Linked DNA regions of Homo sapiens: region 1 is linked to region 2. The links are chromatin contacts, found by Hi-C in ENCODE. All regions are on one chromosome and are shown on one strand. The core of a region is the stretch at or near the end of the contact, and the rest is flanking DNA. Distances in the headings are between cores, read along the strand shown. Region 1 holds the start of COL6A2 (collagen type VI alpha 2 chain). Region 2 holds the start of DIP2A (disco interacting protein 2 homolog A).

Region 1 (7,056 bases), core at 1,209-3,708, 360 kb before region 2:
GCCAAGCAAGTGCCTCCGCCTCAATAGTTCTTCTGTCCCCCTGGATAAAGCACCCTGGAAATCTAATACCGGGGGTGTTCCCTGGCTCCTGCAGGCACATGCTGGCTGCCTCGTGCAGTTCCTGGACATGCAACCTCTCTACTCCCTGGTCAGGCCTAGCAGGTCCCCATCCAGGTTACCCTGGACTTTCTCCCTAGTCACTGCTGGCAGCCAAGAGACAAGGTGGAGCAGCCCCCAGTGAGGGCACCTGCTGCTCTGGTAGGGGAGGCCCCTGGAGCATCTTCCAGCACAGAGGAAGTGCTGGCTTCCAAGGGCAGGAGGGGCCCCTCTGCAAGCTCTGAGGGGACAGGGGTCTGCAGGGCCATGCCCTCAGGGCTTCCACCTGGATGTCTCAGCCCATGTTTCAGGGTCCCAGATTTTCCCAACCGGGGTCCAGACCTTCACATAGGCCAGCCGTGGCCAGGCATCAAAACATGCCTAGAGCTAGGTGGTCCCCACAGTCACTGTCGGCTCCTCAGCCATACTGGTTCTACCTCTGCCAAACATGGGACTCCTTTTCAGCAACCAGAGAGGCCCTTTGTTCTCACACCAAGCCTGATGGGCAACCGTGGGTAACGTCGCAATCTCCATTCATCCCTCTGTGGAGCATCAACCCCACTCCCCCCATGCACTGAAAGGGGGAAACTGCCACACCCACAAGGCCTCCCCTTCCACCAGGAAAACGTCCCAGATCACTCTTGGTGAAAACATTTAACAATTGGGGCCCTAACTTTGTGCCAAAGATTACCCATATCCCCACATCAACCAGAATGGTGTCCTCGGTGTTGGCCGGGAAACGGCCACCGCACCAGCTGAGTCTCAGGCCCCTCCTGCACCACTTGTGTTAATTGGGGTCTTCCAAGAGGCAGGTGCCATGGAAGCTCTGACGTGACTGGAGATTTATCAGTGCAATGTCTGTGAAGGATGCTGGGGGGGTGGCCAAAGAGGACGGAAGCCTCAGACCACAGGTGAGACCCCTGTGAAGGAGATACGGGGAGCCTTGGCCAGCACGTGCCCCTAGACAGTGCTGGCCAGGCCGAGGGAGAACTTCTGGAGCCAAGGTAACCCCTAAAGGATTCTGGTCTTGTGAGGAGGGGCCTGGCTTCCCCCTGGGAGCTGCTGGCTTGGAAGCAGGAGGCATTGCCCAGGTGAGAGTTCGGCATGGACCCAGGGGAGTGGCACACGGTGCCCGCCGTCAGCTGTGCTCAGGAGCAGCAGGCAGGAGCCCTGGACTCATGGCTACCATGTGGCTGCCACACTCAGGCACACTTAGGCACATACACTCACACTCAGGCACACTTAGACACACACATTCACACTCAACCTCAGACGCAGACACACACCACACACTCACAGATGCACACAGTCTCAGACACAGACACACACCACACACAGATACACACACCACAGACTCAAACTCAGTCTCAGACACAGACACACACCACACACTCAGATGCACACACCACACACACTCAGTCTCAGACACACACACACACCACATTTGCAAACCTGCTCATCAGAAGAGGGACCTCGCCCCCAGCCGCTCCGCCACCTTCCAGGACAGCTCTGAAGGGAGCCCTGTCCCGGAGCCCAGGGACCTCTCCCCAACCCGGCTGCGCCTCACCTCAAGGAGGAACCCCGGCCCTGGCTGGGGGACTGTGACCAGGGTGGGGAGTGGGGACCCCAGACAGAGCCCTACCAGGGACCCCTGTCACTCTGTCCCCGGCTGGGCTCAGGTGGGGACCTCACGGTGGTCCCAGGGCCCAGCACCAAGCCCACCTGTGGTTTCCAGCGGGAAAGGGGTGGCAGGGGTGGCTCGCCGCATGCCCAGGCTCTGCCCCAACCTCCGCGCCCAGGCTCTGCTGTCCCTGCCCTCCCGGCTCCCCACCCTCAGGCCCCAGGAGCGGCAGTTTCTGCAGGAGCTCCTGACCCGGGGCCTCTCGCGGGAGGCCTGAGCAAGCCGGACACAGGACACGGGGTAGGGGAGGGGTCGGGGGGCTGATGGGGGGAACCCTGCACCCCCCAGGGCAGCTGCTACCAAGGGGCGAGTCCCAGGGCCCCCGTCGGCCCTGCGTGCGGGGCGCGGTCCCCAACACCCAGGGCCCCGGAGGCGGACACAGCCCCAGCCAGGTCGTCCGGGAAATGGGGCGGGGGCGACGGGCGGCCGGGCCCGGGACGCGAAGTCCGAGCAGCAGCGGGCAGGGGCTGGCGGGGGAGCTCGGCCCGGGCTGCAGGGGGGTCCCCACCCTCTCCACCTCCTCCAGCCTCCCGCCCTCGAGGGTCCCCGCTTCCCTCCCATCCCCCTCCCGTGCCCCCGGCCCCCTCCTCCCATCCGCGGGGCCGCAGCGCTTCCTGGCGGCGGGGCGGGTCAGGCCGGCGGGGCGGGGTATAAAGGGGGCGGCGCCGGCCGCGGTTCCCTCCCTGCTGCTTACTCGGCGCCCGCGCCTCGGGCCGTCGGGAGCGGAGCCTCCTCGGGACCAGGTGAGCGCCTCCCGGACCCCGCACCCTGGAAGCCGCTCGGCCCGCGGGGGGTGACCCCGAGTCCTGGGAAGGCGGCGGCGGCGGCTCCGTCCCTCGGGTCCCCGGGAAGGGGGACTCCAGCCCCAGGGACGGCGGGGGGCTCGGCGGGTTCGGGGCTCCTCCTCGCGGGGCTGGGGCCGCGCCTGCCCCTGTGGCTCCGCGTCTCTGGGTCCGACCCTCGGGCGCGCGACTTGGGGCCACCTCCCCGCGGCCTCCTCTGGGGCGGAGCCGGCCTGGGCGGGGTGGGGGGGTCCCTGTCTGCGCCCGAGCTCGGTGCTGGGACCCCCGCTCCCGAGACGACCCCGGCACCGCACGCCCCGCCAGGCCCCGCGTCTGCGAGCGGTTCGGGTCCGGCTCCGGCCCGCGGGGAAGACGCCCCGGCTGGCTGGGACCTCCGGGGGCGCAGGGCCTCTCCCCGGGCCGGACGGAAGGGGCGGCGGGGCGGGGGGAGGAGGGGCTTTCGGTGCCCGAGGGCGGGACTGGGCGGGGAGGGGACGCGGGTGGCCCCGACGCCCCATCGCTGCGCCCCTCCCGGCCTGGAGCCCACCAGGGCCCCGCCAGGCCCAGGAGAAGCTGCAGACGGAGGCGGCTCCCCAGGGCGGCGGGACCCGGGCTGACAGCGACCCGCAGCCCCTGCCGGGCCGCCCACACCCGCCCTGGGACTCCGCCGGGGCGCTGGTGGAACCGCTGGGCCTGGGTCTCCACTGCTGGCAACCGAACGGATCGGCCCTCTGTGGAGCCGCAGGTGTGCGGGCGAGCGGCGCCCATCCGGGCTGTGCCAGCAGAACCCCGGTGCCCGCGCCTAGGACGCCCCTGGAGAAGGGACCTTCCCTTTGGGGTCGGAACCCAGAAAGGAGGGGCCTGCGATCCGCGGAGCTCCTTGTTCTTGGGATAACACAGCTCTGGCTTGGAGGCCCCCTTGCACTTCGACTCTGGTGATTATTTCAAGAAAGGCCAGACCGGGCACGGTGGCTCACGCCTGTAATCCCAACACTTGGGGAGGCCGAGGCGGGCAGATCACCTGAGGTCAGGAGTTCGAGACCAGCCTGGCCAACAGGGTGAAACCCCGTCTCTACTAAAAATACAAAAAAAAATTAGCCGGGCGTGGTGGCAGGCACCTGTAATCCCAGCTAATCGGGAGGCTGAGGCAGGAGAAAATCACTTGAACCTGGGAGGCGGAGGCTGCAGTGAGCTGAGATCGCGCCACTGCACTCCAGCCTGGGTGAGGGAGCGAGACTGTCTCAAAAAAAAAAAAAAAAAAAAAAAAAAAGGAAAGAAAGGCCCGGTGAGATGCTTTCTCTTAAACACGGCCCTGCACGTTGAGTTGCTGCCTCCTGTGGCCTATTTCACGTTTATGCAAAGTCGGGCGCCTGATGCGGGGCTCACCCGCCACAAGCAGGGGTCCTGGTGCTGCTCATGGAAGGGGCCCTACCCAGCCCGCGGGGCACTGGCTGGGACGGGGCTGCCCAGGTCCGCCCAGGATCCAAACACCCAGCCCCGCCCAGCGGCCCTTCCTGGCCTGCAGTGGAGGCTGTAATGGGCAGGGGTGGTGGGAATCCCAGCTCACAGGGCGCCTGCTCTTAGAAGGGCGGCATCTGGGTCCAGAGGTCAGAAACGTCAGATGCCCATCCCAGAAGTGGCGGGGAACCTGTCTCCACAATGGATAGCAGCACTGTCTTTTTTTTTTTTTTTTTTTTTTTCTCATTTCATAGATAAGGAATGATGCCTTGTTGGGGGGTTTGTTCTGCATGTCTTTGGTTTTTGTGCAGTACAAGGCTATTTGGGCTGTTTGATCACTGACCGTGTGTAGTGATGTGCATTGCCTGGTTGTGATGTCCCCATGTTCCTAATGGATGTTCGCTTTTTGGGTTTTTTTGGTTTTTTGTTTGTTTGTTTGTTTTTTGAGACAGGGTCTTGCTCTGTCACCCAGGCTGGAGTGTGGTGGTGCTATCACTGCTCACTGCAATCTGCACATCCCTGGCTCAAGCGAGCCTCCACCTCAGCCTCCGAGTAGCGGGGACTACAGGCATGCACCACTGTGCCCAGCTAATTTTCTTTTAAGAGACGGGGTCTCACTATGTTGCCCAGGCCATGGATGTGTTTGTTTGTTTGTTTGTTTGGGGTGTTTGGGGGGTTTTTTCTTTTTTTATTGATTTGAAAAAGCTTTATTTTCCCGAATTTTTTATTGTGGTATACAATATAAAATGTACTGTCTTAACCATTTTTAAGTGTGCAGCTAGTTCAGCGACAGTAAGTACATTCATAGTGTTGTGTAGCCATCACCAAGGTCCATCTCCGGAACTCTTTTCCTCTTGTCAAACTGAAGCCCATGGAGCACCAACTCGCATCACCCCTTCCCTCCCCTGGCAGCCACCATCCTACTTTATGTTTCCAGGAATTTGGCCATTTAGGTGACTCATATGAGTGAAATCGTATGAAATGTCTCCTTTTGTGACTGGCTTATTTCACGTGGCTTAATGTCCTCCAGATTGATCCACACTGTAACGTATGTCAGCATTCCCTTCCTTTGTAAGGCTGAGCAGTATTCCACTGCATGCATGCCCTGCATTTTGTTTACCCATTCGTCTGTTGCTGGACACTTGTGTTGCTTCCACGTTTGAGCTACTGTGAATGATGTGGCCATGAACACACCACACAGATACCTCTTGGAGATCCCACTTTCACTTCTTTTGAGTATGTTCCCAGAAGTGGAAATGTGGATCATTTGATTTTTTCATTTTTTTGAGAATTAATTGCCTCACTGTTTCCCACGGTGGCTGCACCATTTTGCTTTCCTGCCAACAGTGCACAAGGGTCCAGTTTCTCCACATCTGCACCAACAGGTGTCATTTTCCGGGTTCGCTTGGTTTTTTTTAAATGTTAACCATCCTAATGGGTGTGAGGTGGTATCTCACTGTGGTTTTGACTTGCATTTCCCTCATGATTAGTGACGTTGAGCATCTTTTCATGTGCTTGTTGGCCATTTATATATCTCTTGGGAGAAATATCTGTTTAAGTCCTTGACCTATTTTTGAATCAAGTTGATTGTTTTTTGTTGTTGAATTTTAGGAGTTCTCTGTATATTCTGGATATTAATCCCTTATTAGATACACAGTTTACAGATATTTTCTCTCATTCTCTGGGTTCTTTTTACTCTGTTAATGATGTCCTTTCACTAGATAGATGCAAAAAATGTTTTTAAATTTTGGTGTAATCTGATTTATCTATTTTTTCTTATTGTCATACCCAAGAAATCATTGCTCAGTCCCATGTCACGAAGGTGTTACCTTATGTTTTCTTCTAAGGGTTTTAAAGTTTTAGGTCTTAAAACGTAAAGATCCATTTTGAGTTAATTTTTGTATATGGTATTAGGTAAGGGTCTAACTTCATTCTTTTGCATGTGGATATCTAGTTGTCTCTGCACCGTTTGTTGAAAAGACTGTCTTTATCGAATGGTCTTGACGGCTTGATTGAAAGTCATATATGCAAGGGTTTCTTTCTGGACTCTCTGTTTTATTCTGTTGGTCTGTATGTCTGTCTTTATGCCAGTGCCACACTGTTGATGACTGCAGCTTTGTAGTAAGTTTTGAAATTAGGACATGTGAGTCCCCCAGCTTTGTTCTTATCTTTCACGATTTTTTTTTTTTTTTTTTTTTTTTTTTTGGCTATTCGAGGTCCCTTGAGATTCCATCTAAATTTTAGGATTTATTCACTATTTCTGAAAAAAAAAACAATCACTGGGATTTTTATAGGGATTACATTAAACCTCTAGATCAATTTGGGTGGTATTGACATCTTAATATAGTAAGTCTTCCAATCTATGAACATGAATGTCTTTTTTTAAATGTCCTCTTCAATTTCTTTCAGAAATGTTTTGTAGTTCTCATTGTACAGGTCTTTCACCTCCTAAGTCAATTTTTAAGTATTTTATTATTTTTGATACTATAGTAAATAGAATTGTTTTCTTAATTTCCTTTGGATTGTTCATTGTTAGTGAATAGAAATACAAGTGATTTTTATGTGTTTACTATGTATTCTGCTATTTTGCTGAATTTGTTTATTAGTTGTAACAGTTTTTGTGGAATTTTTAGGGTTTTCTACATACAAGATCATATCATCAGTGATCAGAGATAATTTACTTATTTCTTTCCAATTTGAATGCCTTTAATTTCTTTTTCTTGCCCAATTGCTCTGGCCAGAACTTCCAGTACAGTGTTAAATAGAAGTAGTGAAAGCAGGCATCCTTCCTTTATTTCTGACCTTAGAGGAAAAGCTTTCAGTCTTTCACCACTGAGTATGATGTTCACTGTGGCTTTTTCGTATAATATGGCTTTTATTATGTTAAGGTTGTTTCCTTCTATTCCTAATTTGTTGAGTGTTTTTATCATGAAAGGGTATTGAATTTTGTCATATGGTTTCTCTGCATCAACTGCAATGATCATGTGTGAGTTTTTTTTCCTCCTTCATTCTGTTAATGTGTATTACATTGATTGATTT
Region 2 (7,012 bases), core at 195-2,694:
TGAACTCCTGAACTCAAGCAATCTTCCCGCCTTGGCCTCCCAAAGTGCTGGGATTACAGGTGTGAGCCACTGTGCCCAGCCTCATCTTTTCTTAGCAGGGATCCAAACTTAGTGGAAGAGTATTGCCTTGTTTGGGTGTTTTGCTATTTTTGGAGTTCAGTCAAACAGGGATGTTAATTCCTGGGCCTGGTTCTTGTCTTTGACCTGCTGCAGTAAATGAAGCTTCTCTATATGTAACGGGACAGATTCACTGGCTTACAACTGTTTGTTGCTTGCCTTCAGCTGACCACTATTCTTAAGAGTCTCGGTTGGCACTAAGCAATAGCTATCCAATCCCCCTTTCCTTCCTTTTATCTACTACGTTCACCATATATGAAATGTCTGATACTTCACCCACTCGTGGATTCCATTTCACTAGTTCACCCTCCTACTTCACCACTGGTGAGTGATGCAGCCTCGAATCCCATCTTCTCACCAGCTTTAATGCTGCAGAATGGTTTCTCCAGAAGCAGACGCTGCGACTGAGTTTGGGGTACGAGGATGTTGACATGGTATCAACACCCGTGAAAGGAAGGGGAAGGAAGCAGGACTGGGCGGAGGAAGAAGGGTATGTAAGTCCCGCAAAGCTTTGGCCAACCTCGTGTGGAGCTCTGGAACGAGAACTGCTGAAGTTCGCCAGACTCGGGCACTCCTGCCTAACTCAGTAACAGGCGGGCGGCATCGGGACACGGACACGCTGCTCAGGCCCCGCCACAGCCACCCTCGCACCGTCAGACACACTCCCACACATTCGGGGAGCAGGGCCTTCAGGACGCCGGCGGCGCCCTCTCAGTCTAGCTCCGCCAGGCCCCTCGTCCGTCCTCCCGCCCTCCAAGGTCACCTCGCGGTCCGACATGGCTGCTGGGGCTCCTTCGGGGCCAACGATGTGTACTTCTAGGGCTGTTTTTTAAAGCAAAGGAGTGAACACAGGTAAAGGCACGAGAAAGGTGCCTCGACGCCACCACGGACTGCGCAGCGTTCGCGATCAGCACAGCCCGAAAGGGAAGACAGCGGTCAACGCGGACGCGCCATGGCGCGGGGACCAAGGAGGAGCCCCGAGAGGGGCGGGGCTGGCCGGAGGGCCGCGCGCGGGGCCACCAGCGGCGCCTAGGGGTCAGCGCCAACGCCCACGGGTTGGTCATCCCCACTTAGGCGCCTCGGGCCGCAACTAAGCAGCCTGCCCGCCTCAAGCCCGCCACCCTCAAGCAGGCCCAGCGCAGAGCCTGTCGGGAGCGGCGCTCTCCCGCCTCTCCCAATGGGAGCCCGGAGCGGCATCGACGCGTCTTCGGGGCCAATGGAAGCGAGGCTCTGGTGTTGCTGGGCGGGGCCGGGAGGGCTGCGCGGGCCCGAGACCCACTGCGCACGCGCGCTCGCTACCCGCCCTTCCCGCCGCGCACGCGCTCCCGTGTAGGGCCGGCCGGGCGCTCAGGAGCGCGCGGGGCAGCGGCGGCGCGGCGGAGCCATCCGCGCTCGTGCCCGCGCGGGTGCGTTGCTGTCCTGGCCGCGCCCCTGTCCCGCCGCCTCCCGCTCCTCGCCTGGCGGATGTAGGTTGTTGGCCTGAGGGGAGCTACGTAGCCGAGGTTTGCGCTGCCGCCGCCAGGCCCGGTCCGGTTCCAGCCTCTGCCCGGACGCTAGCCGGCCTGGCCATGGCTGACCGCGGGTGCCCGCTGGAGGCGGCGCCGCTGCCTGCCGAGGTGCGGGAGAGCCTGGCTGAGCTGGAGCTGGAGCTGTCGGAAGGTGAGCCGGACCCCGCCCTCAACCCCCGCGACCCGCCCTCAGCCCGGTCCCCCGCGCAGCCCCTCACTCCGGGACCCCCGCGCGGCCCCTCACTCCAGGACCCCCGCCCTTCACCCCCGGGACCCCCACGCGGCCTCGCCCCTGGGACCTCTGCCCCTCAACGGGACCCCGGTTCCTCTACCCTGGAACCCGCCCCTCGCCCCGGAGACACCGTTCCTCAACCCTAGGACCCCGCCCCTCATGTGGGACCCCAGCACGACCCCTCGCCCCGAGACCCCGGCCCCTTACCCCCGGGAACTCCCGCCCCTCACCCCCGGGACCTCCTGCCCCTCACCCCCGGAACCCCGCGCGGCCCCTCACCCCGGGGACCCCGCCCTTCACCCTGGGAGCCCCGCGCTGCCCCTCCGGACTCCCGACCCTCAGCCCCGGGACACCCGCGCGGCCCCTCAAACCAGGGACCACTGCCCCGCCTCTCATACAAGGACCCCTCCCCCATACAAGGACTCCTCCCCCCAGGCCCTTCACACCTGGGACCCTTACTCCTCACCCCGGGACGCCTGCCAAACTTCTGGAGACCTTTCCCTATCCCCAGCTGCTCCCCCAATGGGATCCGACCCCAAGGACTGGCTTTGACTAGGTCGTTTGGACAGGTGTGAGAATCTTGAGAGGAATGACCACTTTTGCCCCAAGCTGTGAGCCCCGCTTTTCTCAAGGCTGTAGGTCTGGGCTTGGTCTGGGCTTCACCAGGATGACTGCGCCCGTTGTCCGCAGGCAGCTACTTCCCTTGGAGCTGGGAGCCCTTGCCGCGCGCCTCATACTCTAGGAGCTGCACCCTGTGCCTCATTTTATTATCTATAAAGTGGGGTTATACCAGCACTTTCCATTTTGGATTGTTATGAGGCTAAAATACCTTAATATATGCAAAGCACATAACACTTAGGAGTTGTTAGCCCCCTCATGGAATTTTTTAAAGTAAAAAAAAAAAGTCGTATAAATGGTTGGTTGATAAAAATAGACTGGAGTAATCTGGCTTCAGAGGTGGTGGGTGGCATTTCCCATTTGGATGTTATCCCTTTCAAGGCCTGTGTCCTGATATTCCTTTTGGCTGTCTTTGGGAAAGAGTTAAGTTCTTCTCCAGTGTCAGAAAGGACTTGCAGTCCTTGAAGAAAAGCATGTAATTGATTCTTACTCTGTTTTTGAGATCTAAATGCATTTTCAGCTTTTAGAATCCATTTTTTAAATAATCTTATTATCCTTAATTTAAGTTTCAGATTGATAAGATTTTGCTGGGTCTGGGGTAGTTATTTCTCAAAACATCTAAATAATATGCACTAGCATACAGTAAGTCATTTAATCCTTGCCAACCTTAGGGAGGTAGATGCTGTTGTGATCTTGTTTTACATATAATACAACATGTACTTGCAACTATTTTGAATTCAGCATTCAGATTTTTAACAATGTTGTGACATGTGGCACATTTTTTTTTTTTGAGACGGAGTCTTGCTCTGTTGCCCAGGCTGGAGTGCAATGGCGTGATCTCGGCTCACTGCAACCTCTGCCTCCCAGGTAGAAATGATTCTTCTGCCTCAGCCTCCCGAGTAGCTGGGATTACAGGGGCTTGCCACCACGCCCAGCTAATTTTCGTATTTTTAGTAGAGGCAAGGTATCACCATGTTGACCAGGCTGGTCTCAAACTCCTGACCTCAGGTGGTCCGCCTGCCTCGGCCTCCCAAAGTGCTGGGATTACAGGCATGAGCCACCGTGCCTGGCTTGTGGCACATTTTTAAAAATGGAAGTACAGGCTGAGTACACAGTGGCTCATGCTTGTAATCCCAACACTTTGGGAGGCCACGTTGGCTTGGAGACGGGAGTTCAGAACAGCTTGGGTAACATAGCAAGACTCTGTCTCTACAGTATTAAAAAAAATTAGCTGGGCATGGTGGTGTGCACCTGTAGTCCCAGCTACTTGGGAGGCTGAGGCAGGAGGATCACCTGAGCACTGGAGCACTCCAGCCTGGGCAACAGAGCGAGAACCTGTCTCTTCTCACCAAAAAAAAAAAAAAAAAAAAAAGGAAAGAAATGGATGGATTTGAGAATTCTTGGTGATTAGATGCTCCTAGGCAGTCTGACAAACTTAAATTAGGAATGGGTTTGACAGGATCTACTGTACTGCATTTGTTAAGGCTCTTTAGGGAAAATCACATATACGCAGTTTAGATTCTGTGCATTTCAAACATATTTTTGCGTATTGCTCCTAATTTCTGCTCCAATGTATTCATTATTCCCTCAATTTTTTGTGTTGTAGTTGTGTTTGAGTGCTTGCTAGGCATTGACAATTGAATCCTTTCCTCAAAGAACTTTATAATTTGTGCGACAGAACACAAGTACTTAAATGAAAGAAATGTTTCCTATCTGTTGGATCCATTTATGCTATTGTCATCTTAGAGATATGTAGGGGATGTATAGGTAAGTAAAGGTATAAGATTATGTAACATGGAGAGGAACCTCGAAAAATAGCTTAAGCTGAGAAAGGGGGTAAACAAAAAAAGTATTGAGCCCAGAAATGGTGGCTTAGGCCTGTTATGTTTGCATTTTGGGAGGCCCAGGCAGGAGGATCACTTGAGCCCAGGAGTTTGAGACCAGCCTAGGCAACATAGGGAGACCCTGCCTCTTCCAAAAAAAAAAAAAAATTGGCTGGGCATGGTGGTGTGTGCCTGTAGTCCCAGCTACTTGAGGGGCCGAGGTGGGAGGATCACCTGACGAGGTTGTGAGCCTTTATAGTGTCACTGCATTCCAGCCTGGGAGACAGAGTGGGACCTTGTCTCAAAAAAAAGTGTTAAAGGGAAGACAGCAGAGAACAGAGTAGTAGAGTGGCAGCCAAGGAGGTGGAAGCTCTGGCTTCTTGGCTTCTTTCCCTGCTCCTAGACTGGCCTGACACTTTTCTTTTGGCCAAAATAGGTCAGTGATTACTTAGGCACAGTCACACGTGGACCTGCTTCCAGGGCGCTTCCACAGGTTAATGCTGGCTTATGTAGTTTATGTGGTGGTTGTTGTTGACGTGGGCTCTCCCTGTTGGATTTGGAGATGCTTACTGGTAAGGACTTTGTTTTAGGCAGATTTTTGGCTTCTTCACACAGTGGTGGGCATCTGGTAAAGTGTCTGTGAATCTCCTGTGGATTACAATGTCTCTAAACGTGGGTTTAGTTAGCTGTAAAAGGGGGTGAATACCAGCTTTATTGACATTCCAGGTTTATTGTCAAGATTCAGTCACATAGTGTGTGTGAAAATGCTTCGAAACTGGTAAGGTGTTTTATTTATATAATTAAAGGGAGATATTAGTAATGAGTTATAGTCCTAAAACAACCAACATTAGTGTTTCATTGTTATAATTTTTATATATTGTCAAAATAGTGTAACTTTTTTATAGCATTCACATTTATCTAAGTGAGAAATTGCCTAAAACTTAAGAGTTGTCACTGTGCTTGGTAGGTTGGAAGAAGAAGCTTAACAGTGACAAAGATGCTGTCTTCAACAGAAACTGGTAATGAGTGATACCTGAATAATCTAGAAAATCCTGCATGCCTTCCCCTCAGCCTGTTGAAAGTATCCTCTGCCTTTCTTCATACCTCACACCTGGCCTTATTCTCCAGCATCCTCACTGCATTCTCATCATCAACCATAGTGATTGGCGTTGGCCCTGAGGGAAGGTTCTGGTAGAATGCTATGATTTATTTCCATAGGGCAAGTTTGCTGAATTTCTGTTATAGATTCCCAAGAGGGAAATAAGGCATAGCTGTGTTCTTGCTCCTTAACTTTTCTGGCTGTTTTGCCCTCTTGACTTAGGAGTCTGCTTCAGATTAAGATGAAGATGAAGAGTAGAAGTACATGGAACCCCACTCTTCTTAGACCCCCTGCCCCCCAATCATGAACACATACAGAAGAATTCATATGTGTGGTTCCTGAAAACCTATCAGGATGTTCATTGATGGAAGTGAGATCATTAGAGGTATAACCTTGATATTTAAAAAAGAATTAATTCCCAAACCTTTGTGCTTTGCCTGTTGCTGTAACAAATTACCTTGGACACACCTCACAGCTGATTTTGGCACACCAGTGCTGTACGTGTCTTGGAGCTATTGCTGCTGAACTGCTTTAAAAACATGGACAGTGGTATTTTGTTCTTTGTTTTAATAGACTACAGTGGGTTAGAGAGGAAATTCCTACACAATAGGCTACCTTTATCCCATTCCAATTACTTTATTCTGGTTAATAGGTCTATTCCATAGCTTTAACTTTAGTCTTTTTCTTGATTTCTTATATTCTAACAATGCAGGACTTCTAGTCTAGATGGAATAAAATGAAAAGGGGGAAAAAACTCTGGGTATACAGGAAGAGACTTCTCTCACAAAGCTTTTTTCCTCTTTAACTGTCTTTAATTTCTAAAATCTGGGATATATTTGTGTGTGTGTGTGTGTGTGTGTGTGTGTGTGTGTGTGTATATTTTGAGACGGAGTCTCACTCTGTTGCCCAGTCTGGAGTTCAGTGGCGCGATCTCGGCTCACTGCAGCCTCCACCTCCCGGGTTCAAGCAATTGTCCTGTCTTAGCCTCCTGAGTAGCTGGGATTACAGGCACACGCCATCACGCCTGGCTAGTTTTTTGTATCTTTAGTAGAGACAGGATTTCACCATATTGGCCAGGCTGGTCTTGAACTCCTGACCTCGTGATCCACCTGCCTCGGCCTCCCAAAGTGCTGGGATTACAGGCATGAGCCATCGCGCCTGGCCCATAATTCTTAATTTTCAAAATGACAGCCTGTCATTGCCTTTGTGTTAATAAACATTTGTTGTGCTTCTTGAATATTTTGTGGTATATAAAAGTTCTCATGTTCAGCCAGGCGCAGTGGCTCACACCTGTAATCCCAGCACTTTGGGAGGCTGAGGCGGGTGGATCACCTGAGGTTAGGAGTTCCAGACCAGCCTGACCAACATGGTGAAACCCCATCTCTACTAAATACAAAAAATTAGCCGGGCGTGGTGGCGTATGCCTGTAATCCCAGCTACTTGGGAGGCTGAGGCAGGAGAACCACTTGAACCTGGGAGGCAGAGGTTGCAGTGAGCCGAGATTGCACCATTGCACTCCAGCCTGGGCAACAAGAGCGAAACTTCGTCTCAAAAAAAGAAAAACGTTCTCATGTTCAGATTCTACTCATCTGTCAAAGGCCACCCCAAATGCTCT

Evidence for each region. A loop is a pair of places that touch in the nucleus more often than their neighbours do. Pooled maps may share reads with other maps.
Region 1: a loop to region 2 is called in a pooled map, with 7 times the contacts of the local background. The contact joins the promoter of COL6A2 here to the promoter of DIP2A in region 2. A Hi-C loop is called at or near these places in 4 of 50 pooled maps.

What each region holds. Positions count from the first base shown.
Region 1 is chr21:46,095,654-46,102,709 of GRCh38, forward strand. COL6A2 (collagen type VI alpha 2 chain) reads left to right here and starts at 2,459. Exons shown (of 28, transcript NM_001849.4): 1 at 2,459-2,520. It overlaps COL6A2-DT (COL6A2 divergent transcript), which reads right to left and starts at 1,992. Exons shown (of 2, transcript NR_186433.1): 1 at 1,819-1,992. RefSeq lists an enhancer at 2,282-2,576.
Region 2 is chr21:46,457,447-46,464,458 of GRCh38, forward strand. DIP2A (disco interacting protein 2 homolog A) reads left to right here and starts at 1,445. Exons shown (of 38, transcript NM_015151.4): 1 at 1,445-1,776. The coding sequence starts at 1,686. LOC124905046 (a long non-coding RNA gene) reads right to left here and starts at 1,267. Exons shown (of 2, transcript XR_007067915.1): 1 at 881-1,267. It overlaps DIP2A-IT1 (DIP2A intronic transcript 1), which reads left to right and starts at 5,025. Exons shown (of 4, transcript NR_046400.1): 1 at 5,025-5,076; 2 at 5,266-5,317; 3 at 5,620-5,782. RefSeq lists enhancers at 659-798, 2,569-2,638 and silencers at 1,039-1,588, 1,779-1,848.